Regions from separate parts of the Mus musculus genome. Here region 1 is linked to region 2. A link is a contact called in ENCODE POLR2A ChIA-PET data. All regions are on one chromosome and are shown on one strand. The core of a region is the stretch at or near the end of the contact, and the rest is flanking DNA. Distances in the headings are between cores, read along the strand shown. Region 1 holds the start of Mafg (v-maf musculoaponeurotic fibrosarcoma oncogene family, protein G (avian)). Region 2 holds the start of Fasn (fatty acid synthase).

Evidence for each region. ChIA-PET counts read pairs that join two places held with the same protein, here RNA polymerase II (POLR2A).
Region 1: POLR2A ChIA-PET joins it to region 2 with 15 read pairs in Patski. The contact joins the promoter of Mafg here to the promoter of Fasn in region 2. POLR2A ChIA-PET finds 5 or more read pairs at or near these places in 2 of 5 experiments (Patski and embryonic stem cell).

The regions. Positions count from the first base shown.
Region 1 is chr11:120,628,576-120,635,409 of GRCm38, forward strand. Mafg (v-maf musculoaponeurotic fibrosarcoma oncogene family, protein G (avian)) reads right to left here and starts at 4,972. Exons shown (of 3, transcript NM_010756.3): 1 at 4,787-4,972; 2 at 1,243-1,306; 3 at 1-1,161. The coding sequence starts at 1,278. The coding sequence ends at 709. It overlaps Gm17586 (predicted gene, 17586), which reads left to right and starts at 5,175. Exons shown (of 3, transcript NR_165823.1): 1 at 5,175-5,917.
Region 2 is chr11:120,822,184-120,829,232 of GRCm38, forward strand. It overlaps Fasn (fatty acid synthase), which reads right to left and starts at 2,364. Exons shown (of 43, transcript NM_007988.3): 1 at 1,847-2,364; 2 at 534-669; 3 at 1-47. The coding sequence starts at 660. Ccdc57 (coiled-coil domain containing 57) reads right to left here. Exons shown (of 19, transcript NM_027745.1): 19 at 4,359-4,741. The coding sequence ends at 4,533.

The DNA of each region.
Region 1 (6,834 bases), core at 3,722-6,221, 190 kb before region 2:
TTCGTTTTAGCTCTTAAACATATAATTTAATAACTCCGTAAAAGGAACTTCTCTTTTAAATAAAGGGCTATATAACCACACAAATAGGTCATGTAAACAGTGACACCGGACCCATCGGACACACAGACACACCTTCCACCCACACTCATAACCGGCGATTCGGTCTTGTCCGGTGCACTGTGCCAGGCTCCAGCACCATGGTTCCTGCCCCAGTGCCCAGGCTGGTGGCCTATTCACCCAGGGGCGTCAAGACATAACCACTTTTCAGGGCAGAGCCCATCTCTTCCTTCTGGATTAAGCTGAGAGCCCCACTGGACTTCTGAAAGGAAAGCGCTCAAATCCCACTGCAGACCACCAGGGAGACAAGGGCAGCCCCAAGACCAGTACACTTGCCCACGTGCACTCTCGTCCACTCCCACAGCGCCCACTCTGGACTCCTAGCCTGCACGGCCTTGGTACAAAGGGGTTAAGGGCAACCCAACATCACTGTTGAACTGGCTGATCCCAACGTACGAAACACAGGCGTGACAACGAAGATGATCAAGGGGCTCAGCCCAGTGCCCCTGGGTGCAGGTTGTGCTTTGCAGGGAAGGAAACAGGGAAGGGAGAGGAGAAAGGAAGGGAAATGAAAGGAAGAGGGACGGGGCTGCCAACTCTGCCACGCACCTAGTGGCCCCTCAAAGACCTGCCTGGCAACTGCACGTGTCCCTATGACCGAGCATCCGTCTTGGACTTTACTATTGTGATGACGCTGGTGGCAGCCACCTTGCCAGGAACCAGGGGCCCCAGGCCAGCAGCAAGGGGACCCCGAGCTGGGGCCACAGGGCTGCGGGCCACGGTCCTGGCAAAGTTCTGCAGGGCCTCGTACTTGGAGCGCAGGGCATCGAGCTCCAGCTTCATGCTGGCATTCTCCGAGGCCAGCTTCTCCACCTCCTGCTGGAGCTCCGCCTTCTGCTTCTCCAGCTCCTCCTTCTGTGTCACCCGCTTGACGCGGCAGCTGGCCGCGTAGCCCCGGTTCTTCAGTGTGCGCCTCCGCTGCTTCAGCTGGATGATCTCTTCCTTGGAGAGGCCTCGCAGGTGCTGGTTCAACTCTCGCACCGACATGGTTACCAGCTCCTCGTCGGTCAAGCTGGTGCCATTCTCGCCTGGCTCCCGCTTCACCTGGAGTGGCACAGCACACAGGGTCATGGCAGAGTAGGCATGCCCAGCCCGACGCACCCCAAGCCCAGCCTCTCTACTCACCTTTAAGGCCTTGTTTCCTTTATTGGGGGTCGTCATAACCCGGGGGACACAGTGAGCAGGCACTCTGCAAGACACAGAGCATAGGTCAGGACCCTGAGACTCTTTTACACCCCAACAGGAAGCTTGCTGCCTGGTGCTCAGCCCACAGAACCTTGCCCCTCACCTGACCTGAGCTTGGCTGCTTCAGAAGGCCCTGTCCCTAGAGAGCCAGGTGGGAGGTCGGGAGATTTTTTTCCCAGGGAAGAAGCAGGAGCAATGTGAAGGCAGAAGACAAAGGGAGCAGAGAGAGATTAGAAGGTCTGGGCTGCAGGAGGGGCAAGCCTAGAAGGAAGCTGAGCTTTAAAAATAACCCCAGTGCTGCCCCAGAGCGCCCTGTTCCTGGCGAGTCATGCTGACTCAGCGGATCGCCTCCCTCCCTTCCTGAGCCGTTCTCCCGGTCCTTTGGCCAGCCAGCAGTTCCCCAGGAGACCCACTACTGGGACCAACAGCAAGCAAGGATCAGCCAGGGACCCTGTATTCCAAGGTCCTACTTCCCATATATGTTCCCTAAGCTGGCCCAGGACAAAAGAAAGCCCTTTCTCCCTCTAGGACTTAGGTAGGAGGTTGCTTCCTGCCTCAGTCTGGCAGAGGATAAGGTTTGTTCTAACTGGCTGACTGGGAATCCTCTCACCTTCCAGGTAGCAGGCAATCCGGCTGGGAGGAGCTGAGCCCAGGCCCCTCCAGTCCTCCCCGTCCATCTCCTTTACAGATGGGGTAACCATCCTGTGGCTTGGTTGCAGCATCCTGTACTCTTGCCCCACCCGACACAGGGTGTTTCACAAGGGCTCCCACAATTAGCAGAGGAAGAGCACTGTTAGCTGGAAGCAGGCAAGAGCCAGCCCCTTCAGGTCACTGACTGGTCTTTGGCTCTCTGCCTAGGGTCAGTGACCACAGGGCCAGGGAACAAAAGCAAAACAGGTCCCTCCTACAGTCAGCCGCCCCTCCGGGCTCAACCTCATTTTCAGCTTTCTAAAGCCTTGCCAAGGACATTCTTGTGTACCTAGGCTGGGAATCCCCACTTAGCCCAACACCCACCAGTCCCACAGGCACATCCTCTCCTTTCCAGGTTAGGTGCAGGGAAATGAGGGAAGTGAGGTTGCTGCAGGTCTGTGAGCACTTCAGGCAAAAATGTGCTGGATGGGGAGTTGGTTCATCTTATCAAAGGAACTAACACATTCTCATTAGCTTTACCCTACTGCTTTTAGCTTTGAACAGGAGGTGTGGCTACATGCAAACACTGAGCAAGCAAACCAGGACTAAATCTACAGGACTAGATTAGGAGCATTTTCAGAGGCAACAGTACTGCTAGATCAAAGAGAAAGGCAGAACTCAGATCTAGAGGTCTGAAGGGCATCTGTCTTTCTTACAAGTTGGCCCTATACTCACACTAGGAGCATAAGTCGAGGTGAGGGGACAGTCCTGGCAGGAGCTTCCCTTATACAGACTGCTGAGCTCAAAACGGTGACTTCCTGAGATCGCACAGGAAAGTGCAGAGTGTGGCGGCTGGGAGCTGAAAAGTGCCTTCTCAACAGATTTTACCTCCACCAAAGGCCTGAACTCAGCACAAGTGCAGCCAACTGCCTCCTGATCAAAGGTGCACGAGAGAGAGAGAGAGAGAGAGAGAGAGAGAGAGAGAGAGAGAGAGAGAGAGAGAGAGAGAGAGAGAGAGAGAGAGAATGTGTGTGTGTTAGAGCGAGTGTGTGTACATGTTTATACGCATGTGTGCTTAAGGGGGAAGGGCAGGTCTCAGGAAAGCCAATTCTTCCAGCTACCTGCCTGGCTTCTGCAAACCTAGGGACACAGTGACTAGGCAGACAGTTCTGGGGGGGACAGCTGTGCTGAGGGATACAGTTTAGAGAGCTTTCCAGAGCCTGAGGAAGAAGCTCAGAGAAGCTGATCTGGACCTGCTGCCTCCAACTCAGCCCTCCAAGTACTCACAGTTATGGACAGACTCAAGACACCAAGGGGCTCTGGACCACTCATTCAGGCTGACCCTTAAAGAAGGGGTTTGGGCACCTCTGTCCTCTCACACTAGACAATCTGGACATTAGTCTCAAGCAAGATAGTGACCCTTCCTTGCTAAACCTTGCCTGTAAACCTCAATGCAGGAGACCCCCTACGTAGGTCTTCTCTCCTTCAGGTACTGACATTGTTTGAAGAGAACGGAAAACATTAAGTTCACTGAAGCACAGTGCCTCCGGAGTTTAACAATTTTCTGGAACCTTGAAGTTTCATAGGGCAAGTTCCACACCAAATGAAAAAAACACTGCACCTATGAGCAGCCTCAGGGCTCAGGGTTAAGGGGACATCCCTTAGCACAAACCACAAGGTAAGCACAGTCTAGACATGAATCCCTGGGCAAGGAAAGCAGTAGGATGGAGTTCAAGAACCTTCACGACAGATAAGTCAGTAAACAGCCATTCAGCCACACCCCACAAAACTGTCACCTCCCAAGAGTCTCCAGACACCCAACAGGGCACACACACTTTTTGGTAACTCCAGGCAACAGTGGGACCCCAAACTCTTCTGAAAGGAATAACATTGGGATAAATAAAACTACATCTTCTACTCCATGGTTGCACCTCAAAAACTCTCACCAGCTGCCTAGATCCACACTCTGCTCTCCTTAGCTGGTTAGAGCTGCCCCAGCTTCTTTCAAGCCACAGACCCTTCTCCCCCTGCCTCCCGGTCTTCCCCATCTAGGACCGACGAAGCCTGGCCATTCAGGGTCACAGAGAAGGAAAGCTTGCTTCCCAGACGAGCTGGCTCGGCCCACCTAAGCTCCTCCCCTCAGCGTACACCGATCGGTCTCCGGGTTTGGGGAACTGCCCCAGTTGTGGGACCCGGGCCAGGAGCCCAAGAACCAGGCAAGGATGCGCACGCCCGGGGCTTTACCTTCCACCCCGGGAGAAACCTGCGGCGCGCCCCTGCAATGCCTCCTTCGGAGCCTTTGCCTCCAACTCACAGGTCTGTCAAACTTAAACACGACCCCGGATCCCGGCCCGACCTTCACCACCCGGATCGAGCCCTGTCTCCCGACTAGACCGGCCGATAGCGGGCCCCGGCCCCCCGCCCTGGCCCAGCGTCAGCAGGAGCACCGAGTGACCTCATGCTGATGACTCAGCACGTCTCCGCTGGGCTCGCACCCGCGTGGCGAGCCCAAGCCGCGCAGCAGGGTCTCCCCGCCGCCTCCCCTGTGGGCCCGCGCGCGACCCCGCCCGCGCGGAAGCCGACGGACACCTGATGAGTCAGCAGCTCGGTGCGGCCACCCCGCTGACCCGGGCAGACGCGCGCAGCTCGCCCTTAAATCGCGCCCCCCGCAGGGCACCCGGGGTCCGCCGCCGCGCGCACGCCCGTCCCCAGCCTCGCGGTCGCCCGGTCCGCCGGCTCTAGGGGGACACAGGCGAACAGCCGGCTGGCGGGGAAACCAAGGCACGCGCTGCCGTCGGGTGCGCCGCAACCCCGAGGCCAGGCCCCGCCGCCCGCCCCAGCCCCGCGCACTCACCACACTGCGGGCCCGGGCGGGCCAAGGCGGGGCTGGGGCGGGGCCGCGCGCGCGCGCTCCGGGGCTGCGCGGGGCTGGGGCGGGCGCGAAGGGTCCGGGCCGGGGGCTTAGGAGGACTGGCCGCCTGCGCGGGCCGGGCCAAGCGCGCTGGGAAGGCCGGGCCGGACCGGGCTCAGAATCCGCCGCCGCCGCCGCTCCTCAGACGTCACATGATGTTTGGTCACGTGGGTTCCATTCATGAAGCGGCGACGCGGCTGGCCTAAGCTTAAAGGGAAAGGCGAGGCGGCAGCAAGGCGAGCGCGCCCCCATCACGCCTGCGCAGCCCCGCGCCGTTGCCCTTGGCAACGCCCGCCGCGCCCTGGCAATGTCTCGCGGGAGTCGTCCCGGCGCTCGCCGGGTTGACCGTGCTCCTGCAGAGACAGGTTCTACGGAGTGGCCCCAACTCGGATGCCTCTAGCTCCCTCCCGATCTCCACACCAACTCAGACCGAGGTCTATGGGAGGTTTGTTTGATTTTCTTCACTTGGATGCATAGTTTCACTGTACAGCGAGCAGACTGGATTTCAATTCCCTGAGATGCTCCTGCCTCGGCCCCCTGAAAGCGGAACTCACAGATGAGCGTCACCACGCGGGAACCTATTTGCTGTTTTGAAGGTGTGACACAGTGATTTAGTTCCTTACCCCGTTCTGCTGCGACGTCCTCATTCTAAATGGGTCAGCAGTCTGAAAAGGACACGGCTGTTGAGGGGCACAGCCCCAACCCCAGCTCAGATCCCCAAACTATCCACGATGACACGAAGGCTTGGAGGACGCTCACTAATGATTCTAATCTCCGGAGGGTGCTAGGGGCTTCACCTGCGGCCGTGGACCATCTCTTCGGGTAGTGTGCGTGCACTGTAGGAGTTGTGCACTTTGCCCAACCCTTCTCTGCCGCATTTGAAACTACTTTGGGTGCATTCTGCTGCTACTTTTTCTGTGAGACTTCTCGCTGCTGTTGAAAAAGTAAAAAAGAAGGAAAGTAGGAGGGATCAAGTTTTCATTTCGAGGTTCTGAACGTTCTATTTGACCCTGTCTTCTCTGGGAATCGTGAAAAGGTGACTCGTTCTGTAACATAGGTGACAAGGAAAAGGGGGTAAGCAGGCTGGAGGGGGCCTGTGTGTGTCCTTTGTGTCAAATTTGGTTTCTTGAGACAAGGTTTAGACCAGGCTGGCCCCAAACTCTCAGAGATCCGACTGCCTCTGCCTCTCTAGTGCTGGGATTAAAAACATGTGCCACCACACCCAGCCTCAAAAAGTAATTCTTTACATTGTATTTCTTTGGGGAGTGGGGGGGGGGGAGCTTTTATCTTTCACTGGCTGTAGCCAGAGTCTCAGAATACAGAGAATTACTCCTTATGCCTTGTGGTGGTTTGAATAGAAATGGCCTGCATGAATTCTAAATGCCGTGTCTAAATGCTTGGCCCATAGGGAATGGCACTATTAGGAGGTGTGGTCTTGTTGGAAGACGATTGTCTCTGTGGGGACAGGCTTTGAGGTCTTATATACTCAAGCTATGCCCGTGTGTGACTTACAGTTTCTTGCAGCCTTCAGAATGCAGAACTCTAACTAAGCCCATCCTCCAGCAGCAAGTCGGCCCTGATTCAGTCTTGCTACTCTCCATGACAATAATGGATTAAACCTCTGAAAGCGTAAGCCAGACCCAATGAGATGTTTTCCTTTAGAAGAGCTGCCGAATGGAGTCTCTTCATGGCAATAAAACCCCTGAGACAAGACCTCTGGGTTTCTGTTACTTATCTTCATCCTCCCTCCCTTTGTTCTTGTTCTAGTTATGAGATAGGGTCTTAGTCTATAGGCTCTGTTGGTCAGCAGCAACCCTCCTGCTTCAGCCTCCCAAATGCTGGGACCACAGCCATGAGCTCCCACATCCGCTTTGTTCTTTCTTTCTTTCTTTCTTTCTTTCTTTCTTTCTCTCTTTCTTTCTCTCTTTCCTTTTTTTCTGTTGCTCAGATTAGCTGCAAAGCCTTGCAGCCAAGAGTAGCTGGGAGTTGCT
Region 2 (7,049 bases), core at 1,114-3,613:
GGAGAGATCCTTCAGCTTTCCAGACCGCTTGGGTAATCCATAGAGCCCTGAGGAACATCACAGCCTCTGAAGCCAGGCTCCCAGAGAGTGACCCAGACTCACTGCTAGTGAGGAGTCCCAAAACAGCCACATGTGGGTGACCCAGAGCCAACCCTGTAGGAGGTGAGGCTGGCGACTGGGAGACCCTCTGCCTGCTCCCAGGCTGGCCAGGCCAGCCCAATGCTGACTCACACCTGTCCATCAGGTAGAGCTGCTCTGTGGCTCTGTTAGAGCCCATTGGGTGTGAGAGTCATCTTAGACACCATCTGCCAGCTCAGGGCACAGGCTGCAGATGAGATATCCAAAGGGCCAGCCCCCTTCTATGATCCACCTTTGGTGTCCTCCACGAGGGATCAACCAAGTCACCTGTCCCTTTTCATTCTGACCGGTTCTCAACCTCACAGCTAGCTCTACAGGGAGTTCCCTGTCTCCAGAAGTGCCTTGGTCATAAACTCTCAGACCATCCTGCTGCATGATCCCGAGGGGACACTCACCAGCCTTCCATCTCCTGTCATCATCTGTGACCATGTCCACACCACCAATGAGGTTGGCCCAGAACTCCTGTAGGTTCTCTGACTCGGGCAACTTCCCCGACATACCGGCTATCACCACCTCCTCCATGGCTCTTCTCTGTGGGGGAAGATAGCATGGTGGGTCTCTCACAGTCATTCCCAGCTACAGCCACCTAAATCCACAGGTAGCACACCTCAAGACTTTCTGAGAGCAAGGGCTCAGAAAGCCCCCAGTGGAAACTAGCAGAACTCAGCTGTAAACAACGGATGAGCTGAGTGCTTAGGTCTCCTTGCACTGATAGCTACTTCTGAGATTGTCAGCCCTTCCAGGGTAGACACTTGACCTGGCCTGACCCTACCATGTTTTGCCAGAGCTACCTGGGACCATAGGATCTCCAGTTGCCTACTGGATGCTCCATCCCAGGCTAGTCAAATCAGGAACTTGCAAACAGAAGTGGGGCTTCAAGAAACAGGGTCTGGGGCACTCTCACCTTAAGCCACGGGGAAGCCAGCGCGCTTCCCTTTCACGAAGAGGGTGGAGACTGACTGCCGTTCAGTGCCAGCCAGGACGCCAGGCTTGGTTAGGACCCAGAGGGAACAGGCCCGACAACTAGTGAGTGCCCAGGCCTAGCAGGGCTGAGGCAAACCGATCCCCTGCCAATGGACCCTTTCAGCAAGGTCCGACCTGGAATACTACTCTCAGCTTGGTGCGGTTAGGGGAAAGGTGAAGCCTCTCGCCATCTGGTCGAACACTTTGTAACCTGGCCGAGGCAGCAGAAGGATCTGCTAGATCCTCCTGTCCCTAAGGCACTTGCCCAGGGCAGTTCAGGCCTTGCAACCGTAGTCCAACGAGAAGGCTTCCGTGCCACCCAGCCGGTGAGGCCTGGATGGTCTGATGACTTCCGCTGAGGCCCCTGGGGCCTCGTGCGCACCCAGACCCGCATCTGCCTTCTCCAAGCTGAAGCCCGGGTACCACCGCGGCCTCCTGCGCCCTGCCAAAGCCGCCCAGTGCGAGTGAAGGCCCCGGCCCCATCCACGAGGCGCCCAGACTCCTGCACCCGGTTGGCGCGGCGCCCACGTGACAGCGGCCCGCCGCGCTGGCTCTCCGCACACCCCTCCCGCGCCCCTCTCGGCCTGATCGCGGAGCTCAGCCCGGTGGCTGGCTGTCGGAGGGGCGCGGCGGCGCTTTTGTGAGCGCAGGGGTGCCGAGGATGGGCGCCCGCCTATCCTTCCACTGGAGCCGTGGCATCCCGACACCGGCCTGCCGCCCCGGAACCCCGAACGCAGCGGCGTACCTGTCTGGGCTCTGGAGGCAGACGACAAGCGAGGAGCGCGGCAGGCGAACTGGACGGGACGCCGCTGCCGTCTCTCTGGCTCCCTCTAGGCCGCGCCGGCGCTATTTAAACCGCGGCCATCCCCGCGCGGCCACGCCACATGGGCTGACAGCTTGGCTGCGCCGCCCAGGCCAATGAGCGTCGGGGCTGCGCCCCGGGACCCGGCGCGCCGCCGCCGGTGGGGTGATGCCCGCGCGCGCCGCCCCCAGCCGGGACCCTGCACGGGCGCGCGCTGGAGCACAAGGAACGCGCAGCCCCCGCCTGCTTCCGTCCCCGCCCCCGGCCTCGCGCGGGCCACGCGGGGCTCATCCCGACGCCCTCATCTCTGTCCTCCCACCCCCACCCCCTCGCGGCCGGTGCCAGGTGTGCACTGTGCGCGCGCAGTGTGGGTCGGGCGTGCTTGGTCACACTGGAAACTCTGCACTGAGGAGGACACCAGGGCCACGCGGGGGGACAGGTCCGTGTCGCTGCGATTCCACGCCGCGATCGTAGCGCGCGCGGAACCGAGGGGCGTGGCCTGCTCCACATCGAAACCAATTGGACACCGAGGCCGTTCTCGGTGGCCCAATGGCGGCGCGCGGGTGGGCGTTGCTAGGCAATAGGGTGATGGGCCGGCAACAGCGGCAAAGCACTTCGCGGGCCCCCGCGCAAGCGCGGTCGTTGACCCTGGCGGAGGGCGCCTCAGGCGGGGTTACTACCGGTCATCGTGGCCCAGCTTTCTCGGACTCCCACCCTCTGTGGCCACCTTGGAGACCAGGATGCGGGCAGGGACGGGAGCAGTAGGCAGGATAGGGAACACTGACGGGCGCGTGTGGCGGCCTCCGGAGTCCGCTCAGTGTCCAGGCGCGGCCATCTGGCGAGCGGGATACCACCCCTCCCCCGCCTGGTGGGAACAAAGGAGCTGCTGCGCGCCTCCCTGAGTTTCCGGGACCCTCTCCCTCCCTCCCTTTAAATTCCTCTTTTCAAAGGGTTATCGAATTTGGGGGCGGGGGATGACAAAACTCACCGTCCAAAAAGACACAGACTTCTCAGGGTTGGGTCCCTTGAGTGCCTAGAGAGGTTGTTCCCTTCCCTCCTGTCCTTCCACTACAGGCCCAGGCCACTAAGACTGACCTCCTTATGGGGTAATGGCCCGGGAGTGGGGGGGAGGGGGAAGGGGGCTAGTGTCAGTGGTCCTTGACTGCAAGTCTATAGCAAAAGCCAGAGCCTCAGAGCCTTGCTTGTCAACCCTGGCTTCTAGCTTCTCCAACTTGGCTATCCACCCAGGCTTTCTGTGGAAGGAGGCTAAGCAGGGACCCTGAAGGGCAGCCTATAGGACTGGCAGGTGTATTCTGCCCATAAGCTGGCTTGCCCCCAAGCTCTCCCATTTTGCCCCTATGCCTTTGTGGGTGTCTTTGGGTTTCAGGGCCAGCCTAGGAAAGTTTTACAAAAGGCCTGTACACATACTAGCCAGAGCAGTCCCACCCCAGCTCCTGGTGCCTTGAGATAGGTCATGTTTGCCTTCTCACTGGCCAGGCTGCTGGCCAACCCTAAGTGGTCAGCAGAGCTCTGCCCTCTGCAGCTGTCAGGGTCTCAGCTGGAGGAGATGTAACCCAGGGATGCAGAGTCTGGGCCGTGCACAGAGCAGGATGCTGAGGGCAGAGCAAACTTCTCTGATCATCTTTTCACCAAAGGAAGTTGCATGGCTACATCTCAGAAACACGTGACAAACAAAGTGGATTGCCAGATGTGGATATGAGAGAGCCACGTCAGGATGGCCTGCCATGGCCCCTGCCAGTCGTGAAAACAGCACAGTGTACCTAGGTGGGCTCTTGTAAAAGCATCCTATGGCTCTCTCTTTGCATATGCACCTTGAGAGCTACCTACTACAGACCCACAGCAGGAGTGATCTGCAGATGTCTGCTACCTAGGCCTGAGTTATTCAACTGGCATCCAAGACCACATTACTGAGTGTGGGCTTCCCTGTAATGTTGTGATGGCCCACCATGTGAGCCAGCCAGCCTGGAATCACTGTCAGGATTTTACACACAGAGATGCAAAAATGAAGCTGCAAGAGTCACATGATTAGTCAAGGACACACAACAACCTGGACCTGGGAGCTGCCTGGACCCTGCAGCCCTGTGTGTCTGATACCCAGCAAGGCTAAGGCCATGGGCCTCTTTAAGTCATGCTATGGACAGGAAGTGGTCAGGCAGGTCTCATGAGGTTTTCAGTAGGCAGATGGGTCTGGTTCCGAGACTGGGCCTCTGGGTGGCCAGGCCCATGCTCCCGGGAGGACCTCTCATACAGTGTTCCTTGGGGACATACTTTGCAGGTGGCCACTCTATTCTGCCCACCAGGCTCTGGAGGACAGTGTCACCGACAGGGCGAGTGCACAGTGGCTGTGGGTGGTGACAGGCAGGGGGCAGAGGCCAGCCCAGGATCCAGCCTGCATTCCCCAAGTAGGACAAGACAGACAACTTCACAGGCCAAACAGATGGAGGAGGCTTTAATTGCTCTTTAGCATCAGAAAGGCCATCATTTGGGATGCTGTCCTGTGCTCACAACCCACCTGTATACCATGTGTATTCTCACTCCCAACTTGTATAACCACAGGCCCCACGTACAAGGTGGAGCCCCTGTGCAGTCTCCTGCAGGAGGCTGAGACTTAGTCCTTGAGGTTGTAGTTGCGGATCCTAGAGGGCCGCTGCTGCTGGCAGTTTGTAGGTTTAGCTGGGTGAGACTTGCTGGGTCTGGGGGGTGTGGCTTTTGGCTGAGCTTCCATCTTTAGCCCTTTGACAGCAAAGGCCTTTTGTATGGGGACAGGGCTCCGGTTGACCTTTTGGAAACAGCTGGGTCTTGAAGGTGCTGGACACTCTACAGGCAAGAAGTAGAAAAAGATGTAGGTTAGGAACATGGGAAGGGTATGTGCTCAGAGTTGGTCATGTCATAACAACCTGTAGGGACTCATATTCTGTTTTTCTTTGTGAGAGCCTATACAGGCCAGCAGGCCCTCCATAGTGACCTAGCACTAGCCAGTGGCAGCAACTGTGTTGGGTCCTGACTAGGGTGCAAGAGGTGTGTGTGGGCATGGGCTTCACATATTTTCAACTGATCCTAGGCCTGCCTCTCCCCTAGCACACAGAAATCTGGGCTATGGAAACAAAAGAAAGCAAAAACCAAAACACCCTGAGATGCTGTGACTGTTTCCTAAGGGCTGGGGGGGGGGGGGTGGCGGCGGTAGCAGGTGGCCCCCCCTCCCATTCAAGCCAGGCTACCCCATTGAGAGTTCAGTCCTTCCTCGTCCTGTCCCTGGGGCTTGAGTATAACAGGGAGTGTTCATGAACGCTTCTGACCACTTACATCCCTAACAGAGACAGGCCAAGGACTGTCTGGCAAGCTGTACTCCACACGGGTACAGGTTAAAGCCTAGAGCAGCCCTGCCAGTGTCCACTTGAACCATGGTCTAAGTGGTCATTTTACTGCTGCTGTGGCTGCGGCTGCTGCTAGAACCCAGACGTAATGGGTAAATGCCTGCTAGTAAGCCATTTCTAGCTTTGTAGATGGCTATCTTTGTCTTTTGAGCTTTTCTGTCCTTTGAGTCTTTGACACTAAAAATGTATATCTTTTCTAAAACCATTTCGTTTCCCTCGGGGACACACAGACCTGTCCTTCCTCCCTGGCAGCCTGGCCCAGCAGACAGGAAGCTTCTGGTTTTACTTGGAACTCACTATGCAAACTGTTTGAAATTAGAGACATGCCTGCCTCTGCCTCCCAAGTGCAGGGATGAAGTGCACGCACCCCACGCTCTCTCTTTACAGCTGACTCTGGTATCCTGGGGACACAGCCCCACTGCTTGCCAGCCTTAACTCAGCTGCCTTATGTGCATGAGGCAACCTGGGAGGAGATGTGCATGTCTGTCTGTCGGTCCACTGCTCTGTGACTCCCATGGACCTGGAACACACTGAACGGGCACTGACTAGGGTAAGAGTCGTCACAGCCACAGAGTGCCGTGGGCATGGAGCCTGAGTGCTCGCATGGGCTCCAGGGAAGTGAGCTGCCCTCCTCCCTGCTTCCCATCCTGTTTATTTCTATTTTGCTATCCCGAGACTATGCAGGAATCTCTTTCTCTTTGTGTCTGTCTCCATTAAGTCAGGGTCTTGCTTTGTAATCCAGGCTGGCGTCAAACTCATGGCAATCCTCCTGCTTCAGCCTGGTGAGAACTGAGTTACAAGTATGTGATACTATGTCCAGCTTTCTGATGAGACTTTTTGAAACATTTAGAACCAGCAACCTCATTAGGGCCATTTCTGCTGTAGCTCCTGCTGGAGCAGGCTCTGCTGTCTGACTCGGGAGCCATCCTGGACCCTGAGGACTCCTGCTAGCTGAGTGTGGCTCTCCAGACCCAGACCACCCTTCTCTTACACAGATGTTCCCACCCCATCTCTCTCCCAGACATCAGCTGCTATATCACATGGCTCTTCCCCCTCTAAGTCTTCCAGAAATCATCGTGAAGGGGCAGGAATCACAGAAAGGGCTTCATGCTAGATCCTCTCGCTGCCCACCTGGCACAGGCAGGGGCAAAGGCCAAGGAAGGAACTAGCCCGGTCCAACAAGTGGGGTGGTCACAATGGAGCTGTCACTCAGACCACTGTCAGACAAGTAGCTTCTAACAGGCACTGAGAGCTAGACACATGTACTTGAACTGTTCCTGAGTAGGTCTGGTCAGAGGAAGAACCGGACACTCTGCTTTGTGGCCTTTGGTTTCTGTTCCTGGCCCCTCTTTAGACAGTCCCCCCTGTGGCTTTCAGGGCAGGGGGCCCCAGCCCACTACTATGTAGCCGGGAGGGAGGCATGACACTAGGTATCTGAAGCCTGCCTGGGGCCTGAGTCCCTGGACTAGAGGTTTGGTTCTCACCTGTGCTGACCTGAGGTCTGACCAGTAACTGCCCACTCTCCCTATCTGGCACTCTCTTTTGTCACCTGGGCTCTTGAGTAGTAGGCACCAGGGAGAAGTCAGGACAAACAGCTGTCTAGGACATTGTCAGCCAAATACTCCTGAACATCAGTCTCCGACTGAGCTGCCTCTGCCCAGCACCTGACCTGTGGAAAGTTCTGTGTCTGTAAGATATTTCAGTCCCTGTGGCTCTTAATGGAGGTAGAGGTATTGGAGTCTTGTGGCTCC